Linked DNA regions of Homo sapiens: region 1 is linked to region 2. The links are chromatin contacts, found by Hi-C or POLR2A ChIA-PET in ENCODE. All regions are on one chromosome and are shown on one strand. The core of a region is the stretch at or near the end of the contact, and the rest is flanking DNA. Distances in the headings are between cores, read along the strand shown. Region 1 overlaps PITPNM2 (phosphatidylinositol transfer protein membrane associated 2). Region 2 overlaps PITPNM2 (phosphatidylinositol transfer protein membrane associated 2).

The links. A loop is a pair of places that touch in the nucleus more often than their neighbours do. ChIA-PET counts read pairs that join two places held with the same protein, here RNA polymerase II (POLR2A).
Region 1: a map of HepG2 shows a loop between it and region 2 (8-fold over the local background). The contact joins two enhancer-like sites. A Hi-C loop is called at or near these places in 1 of 168 maps with a recorded cell type or tissue (HepG2). POLR2A ChIA-PET finds 5 or more read pairs at or near these places in 5 of 52 experiments (BJ, K562, PC-3 and 2 more).

The regions. Positions count from the first base shown.
Region 1 is chr12:123,057,419-123,060,697 of GRCh38, forward strand. All of the region lies in intron 2 of PITPNM2 (phosphatidylinositol transfer protein membrane associated 2), which reads right to left. Among named protein-coding and RNA genes, the nearest start is that of PITPNM2-AS1, 22 kb to the right of the region's middle. RefSeq lists an enhancer at 1,076-1,577. Within about 2 kb of position 1,804, at least 5 of the 41 ENCODE cell types and tissues checked have a DNase peak (open chromatin) inside an H3K27ac peak, as active enhancers do.
Region 2 is chr12:123,017,860-123,020,925 of GRCh38, forward strand. The region is part of intron 3 of PITPNM2 (phosphatidylinositol transfer protein membrane associated 2); the gene reads right to left. Among named protein-coding and RNA genes, the nearest start is that of MIR4304, 8.7 kb to the left of the region's middle. Within about 2 kb of position 1,257, at least 2 of the 41 ENCODE cell types and tissues checked have a DNase peak (open chromatin) inside an H3K27ac peak, as active enhancers do.

The sequences.
Region 1 (3,279 bases), core at 554-3,053, 40 kb after region 2:
AAAAAGAACTTCTTCCTAACAGGAACATTCAGAAGAACTAAGGAAAGAATGTCTCTGAGGGTGCAAATGGTACCATTGGTCTCCTCACCCTACAAGTATTTACAAAGTGCCGTAGACAAGACCGCATCTGAAATCAGAGCTGGGCGGGAGGCAGGACCTGTGGTTTCTAAGTGCTCTCTCCACTTCCCCAGGCAATGGGCCTATGGACACCAAAGCTGGGGCGCCCGGCCAGAACCTGAAGCCCCAGGGCACATAGAGGCTGTAGGCTCTGGTGGTGACGGTTCATCTGAGTTACAAGCGGCTGAGCCTCCTGGGCTCCCCACCGCGACGCCCACCCCTAGTTGAGGAACAAGCCCTAGGAGGCTATGGGAAAGAAGGAGGGGGAAAGCAGAGCCATCTGGCTTGTCCTGAATTATTAACCACAGAGGAGGAGGTACAGCTAAGGCCCTGGGGGAATCAGGTGCAGCTGCTCTCAGAGTTGGAGAGGGGAACTGGAACCCTTTTGCAGATCCAAGGGATCCAGAGGTTGGAATGTGACCCTCCGTGCCAGCTGGGCCCCAAGTCCCAGGGACCCCTCCTGTACACCTGACAGGTGCTACCTCCTCTCTGGGCCACTAGGCAGCAAAAAACAAACTATGCCTTCATCCCCTGACCTTTTACTCTTCAAAGTACTTACGAACCCACGTTCTTCACTTCTTCTTTTTGGGCATTTTGTCGGAAGGATAAACCAAGGCCAGGTGAGATCAGACAATTCAGCCAAGGTTGTAGGGCTGCCAGGGAGGTGGTCAGGGTGTATACCAGGTCTCCGTCTCCAATGCCACCATGGGGTCCCCTCCCCAAGAATTCCAAGTCACCCATGGCTGAGCCATGGGAAGAACACCTGCTATGTCTCCCTCTAATTTGCCTTCTGCCTCCATCCCTTTTGATTCTGGCCCTCACCAGCACTCCCTGGGTGTCAGAGACAGCCTTCTAATTGGCCTCTATGTTTCCAGTTTGGTTCCTCTGAAATCCTCCTTCTAGAAACCATTAGAGGACATCTTCCCAATGCAGATGCAACCATGTTTGCCAGCTCCCCAGAATGTCACTGGAAGCCATCATGCCCCACCCACAGCCTCTCCAGGGCCTCTCTCACTCCACCATTCACCTGCTGTTCCCTGCTGTCATTCTTGTTGTTCCCTGTTTGCGGTCCTCAGCTCCAAAGCCCTCAAGAGCAGCACCTGCCTCTTACACCTCGGCCCCAAGCACTGCAGAAGCTGGTAACTGTTGCCTGAGGCATTTGCTCAAGGCCCCAAGCGCTGTAGAAGCTGGTAACTGTTGCCTGAGGCATTTGCTCAAGTGCTCAACCCCTGCTGGTTCTTTTGTGGAAAAAGCCCTTTCCCACGGGGTCCACCTGGAAAATTCTCGAAGTGTCTATTAAGAATCAGCTTACACAGCACTCACTCTGAGAAGCCCTCCGAGACTACTCTGGGCAAAGCTGAGTGCCCAGGTGCATTGAGAGCACCTCAGCCCCAGCTCCCACCACACCCCATTCCCATTGTCTGGGCCCAAACCATGAAGCTCAGGGCAGCACCCGCATCTGCTTCATTTCTGCATCTTCAGGGCCAAGCCCACAGCGAGGTGCTCTACAGATCTCCATAAGTACTTAGGAGAGGCACAGCTGTGGGGGCAGAGGTCAGCATCTAGGCAGGGAGAGAACCAGGCAGGGAGAAGGCCAACCAAGGATATCACAGGCTGAAGAGCCCATGTGTTTCCAGTCAGAGAGGAGGAGCTCACAAGCATGGGACCTTTTCTGGGGGCTCTTCCAAGGGCCATCTGGAGAGCAGTGAGTCAACCAGCCACCTCCTGTGTGGCTCAGCCCCTGCCCCTTTCCGTAGCAGCACTGAGCTACATAGCCTGAATTTGGTAAAAGGTCTCGGATGTGGGGCAGAGGGCCCAGAGAAGGTCAGGGAGGAACTGCCTGGGAAGCCAGATGCCCACAAGGCTCTGTGACTTCACTTCCAGGGTTCGGTCTGTACTCTCTGCAGTCAGGAGTACTGTCCCAGCTTTACCACCTTCTGGCCCTTTAGCACCTGGCCATACACACCCACTAATGCCCCCAGAAGGGTGGAGGCCCACTTCTCCCCCAGAACAAGCTTGACTGATTTGTTTTCATATCATCTGAGCTTCTCTCTTGGACAGTGGGAAGCTGGGAGCTCCACCCAGGCTGCACACAGGACTGGCTTGAGGGCCATAGAGCAGGAAATAAATGGTGAGCTTGTAGCACAGCAGGGACAAGGCAGAGCCTAAGAAAGGGCCCAGAGTCTGGTGTATGCCTGATTCTGTGGCTATGAAACATCCGGAATAGACAAATCCATAGAGCTAGGATGCAGACAGATGGTGGCCAGGAGCTGTGGGGAGGGAGGAATGGGAAGTGACTGCTTAAAAGGGACAGGGGTTCCTTTCAGGGTGATGGAAATGTTTTAGAACTAGATAAAGGTGGTGGCTGCACAATCTTGTATGCATACTATATGCCACCGAATTGTGCACTTTTAACATGTTTAAGCTTACTGAATTTCACCTAAAAAGAAACGAGGAAAGAAAGGTCAGGCAGAACTCCAAGTATCAGTTTCCTTTTTTTCTCCAAGTCCTGGCAGCGCTCCCTTTTCTGCAAGCTAGCATCCTGGCTCTTTTTATCAACCCCCAGGCCCCAAGGGCTCAGAGCACAAATCGAGGGTGAGTTTTCCATGTTGACCTTTATTTTTTTATTTTTAACCAAAGATGCTCCAGCATACTGCAGGAGAAGGAACTTGACTGGGTCACCTCCTGGTTAAAACCCTTCAAGAATTCACCTTCATTCACCAAAGCACCCTGAGCTCCTTGCCTTGGCACTGGAAGTCTTTGCACAGGCTGGTGAACTGACACCCTCACCCGTGAGGACCCAGCCCGTCTGGGTGCCATCACCTGGGTCTCCACCTCCACCGGGAAATTCTGACCTACTAAGTTGACCTAGCTCCTGACCTAACTCAAGAGCCACCTTGGCAGTAAAGCCACCCTGACCCTGTGACAGTCCCTCTGCCAAGCCCCCAGCGCCTGACACTTCCACCCAATGCTCACTCAGCAGCTCATCCTGCATGAATGCAGAGTGGCCTGGAGGGAAGTGACTGCACACAGGATATACAGACTCTCCCACCACAAATAAACAAGCGATTCTGTCAACAAAAGAGCCAGAAGAAAACTGCACTCCTATTGGAAAGGGATGAGGAGCGCAGAGGCTGCAAGGAGGGTACCAAGTCAGAGCTG
Region 2 (3,066 bases), core at 7-2,506:
GGAACATGGGGGAAATGAAGAGTGATGCTAATGGGCGCAGGGCCCTCCCTCCCTCCATCCATCCCTTCCTCCCTCCCTCCTTTCCTTTCCTTCATTTTCTTTTCTTTCTTCCCTTTCTCTCACTTTTCCTTCCTTCCTTCCTTCCTTCCTTCCTTCCTTCCTTCCTTCCTTCCTTCCTCCCTCCCTCCCTCCCTCTTTTCTCTCTCTCTCTCTCTCTCTTTCTCTTTCTCTCTTTCCTCTTGCTTTGTCACCCAGGCTGGAGGGCACTGGCATGATCACAGCTTGTTGTAACCTCTAACTCTTGGGCTCTAGTGATCCTCTCACCTCAACCACCTGAGTAGCTGAGACTACAGGACCATTCCACCACATCTGGTTAATTTTTTAAAATAATTTAATAATTTAATAATTTTTAATTTCTTTTCTTTTTTCTTTTCTTTTTTTTTTTTTTTTTTTGAGACAGAGTCTCATTCTGTCACACAGGTTGGAGTGCAGTGGCACGATCTAGGCTCATTGCAACCTTCGCCTCCCAGGTTCAACCGATTCTCCTGCCTCAGCTTCCCAAGCAGCTGGGATTACAGGTGTGCACCACCATGCCTGACTAATTTTTGTATTATTAGTAAAGACAGCGTTTTGCCATGTTGGCCAGGAGTTTGGGGTCTCAAACTCCTGACCCCAAGTGATCCGCCTGCCTCGGCCTCCCAAAGTTCTGGGATTACAGGCATGAGCCACTACGCCCAGACATGCTCAACTAATTAAAAAATTTTCTTTTGTAGAGAATGGAGTCTCACTATGTTGCCCAGGCTTGTCTCAAACTCTTGGCCTCAAGTAATTCTCCTGTCTCAACCACCCAGAGCTTTGGCATTACAGGCTGGTACAGGTTCCTTTTTCTTTTTCTTTTCTTTTCTTTTTTTCCTTTCCTTTCCTTTTTTTTTTTTTTTTTTTGAGACAGAGTCTCACTCTGTCTCCCAGGCTGGAGTGCAGTGGCGAGATCTCAGCTCACTGCAACCTCTGCCTCCCAGGCTCAAGTGATTCTCCTGCCTCAGCTGACCAAGTAGCTGGGATTACAGGCGTGTGCCACCAAGCTTGGCTAATTTTTATATTATTAGTAGAGAAAGAGTTTTGCCATGTTGGCCAGGCTGATCTCAAACTCTTGACCCCAAGTGATCCACCTGCCTCGGCCTCCCAAAGTGCTGGGATTACAGGAATGAGCCACCGTGCCTGGCTGGTACAAGTTTCTTTTGAGGTGATGAAAGTGCTCTGGAATTAGGTAGTGGTGATGGTTGCACAACTCTGTGAATATACCGAGAACCTTTGAACTGTACACTTTAAGTGGGTGAATTATATGGTGTATGAATTATAGCTCAAGTAGCTGTCAAGTTATTTCAAAATCCCGTGGGTCAAGGGGGCCTGAGGGGTTTGCTGAAGAATGTTCTGTTGCTTGGCCTGGTGCTGGTTACACAGGCATATTCACTTTTTGCAAGACCATCAGGGTAGACACTTATGAATCATAAACTTTTCTGTATATATACAACACTTGAATAAAAAGTGAAAAAGAATTAGGAATGAAACTGGGAAAGAAAAGTCTGCAGGCTGCTCAGAGCACCCCACCTTTAGAACACCAGGCCGATGAGGGCCCTGCCACTCAGCCATCTCCCTGACACAGCTCCAGCACACCACTATGAGCTGACTCTTGCCAGGCAGCAGGGTCTCTGAGAATGAGCAAGCGCTCCTCTCTCCCTCCAGGAAAGCCGCAAGCCCCATCAGCCAAATAGTTAAAGCTGAAATAACCCCAAATAGCAAAATCCCCCACCCAGTGGAGGGCCTGTGCAGCCCTCACCCAGAGGAGTTCACAGAAAGTAGAAGAAAGAGATGTCATTGTCCAGGCTGGTCTGCTTTGGGAAGAATCATCCCTGCTCCAGACTTGGAGTACGTGGAAGACCTACCCCAAAGAGAACAACTATCATGTGATTAGAAGACATGAGGGGAGGCCTTCACTCAGCCTCAGGGGGGTCAGGGAAAGTGACCTGCAGGGGAGCTGGGAGGTGGGGAGGCACTCACCAGGCAGGGGTGGACAGGACAGATATGCTGGGTAGGGAGGCAGGTGACAGAGCTGAAGGTCTGTGTCTAGAGGGAGCCCTGGAAGCGTGTGGACTCAGTTGCCTGGGTGTAGCCTGCGAGGCAGGAAGTGGCAGGGAAGGGCCTGGGAGCTAGGCAGAAGCCATATCACAAAAGTTTTTTTATTTTTTTATTTTTGTTTGTTTATTTGTTTTGAGACAGATGAGACAGAGTCTGGCTCTGTCACCCAGGCTGGAGTGCTATGGCATGATCTCGGCTCACTGCAACCTCCGCCTCCCAGGTTCAAGTGATTCTCCCACCTCAGCCTCCCGAATAGCTGGGATTATAGTCACGCGCCACCACACCCAGCTAATTTTTGTATTTTTAGTAGAGATGGGGTTTCACCATGTTGACCAGGCTGGTCTCACACTCCTGACCTCAAGTGATCTGCCCGCCTCCGCCTCCCAAAGTGCTGGGATTACAGGAGTGAGCCACTGTGCCCGGCCATAAAAGGAGCACAGTTTTGATGCTAAGGGAAGGAAAGGGTTTAAGCAGGAGAGGAGCACAATCTAATCTGGGTCCCAGGAAGAACGTCCTGGTACATGTATAGAGAATGGGAGATCCCCTGGCATGGGCAGCTGCCCACAGGGGTGTTCTTTCCTGGGTTTAGATAGGAGGTGAGGCCCCCAGCTCCGGGAGCAGCAGGAGATGCCTCTGTGCTCAGCAGGTAGGCCAGGTACTTAGCGGCTTTATGAACATGAAATCTTGGTAGCTGAGGGCAAAGGAGAGAAGGGAGAGGCCGGGCTGCAGTTGAAAGTGGTCAGTGGGCGAGGCACAGTGGTTCATGCCTGTAATCCCAGCACTTTGGGAGGCTGAGGCAGGCAGATCACCTGAGGTCAGGAGTTCGAGACTAGCCTGGCCAACATGGCAAAACCCTGTCTCTACTAAAAACAATAATAAAAAAAAATAGCCAGGCGTGGTGGTGGGTGCCACTAATCCCAGCTACTTGGA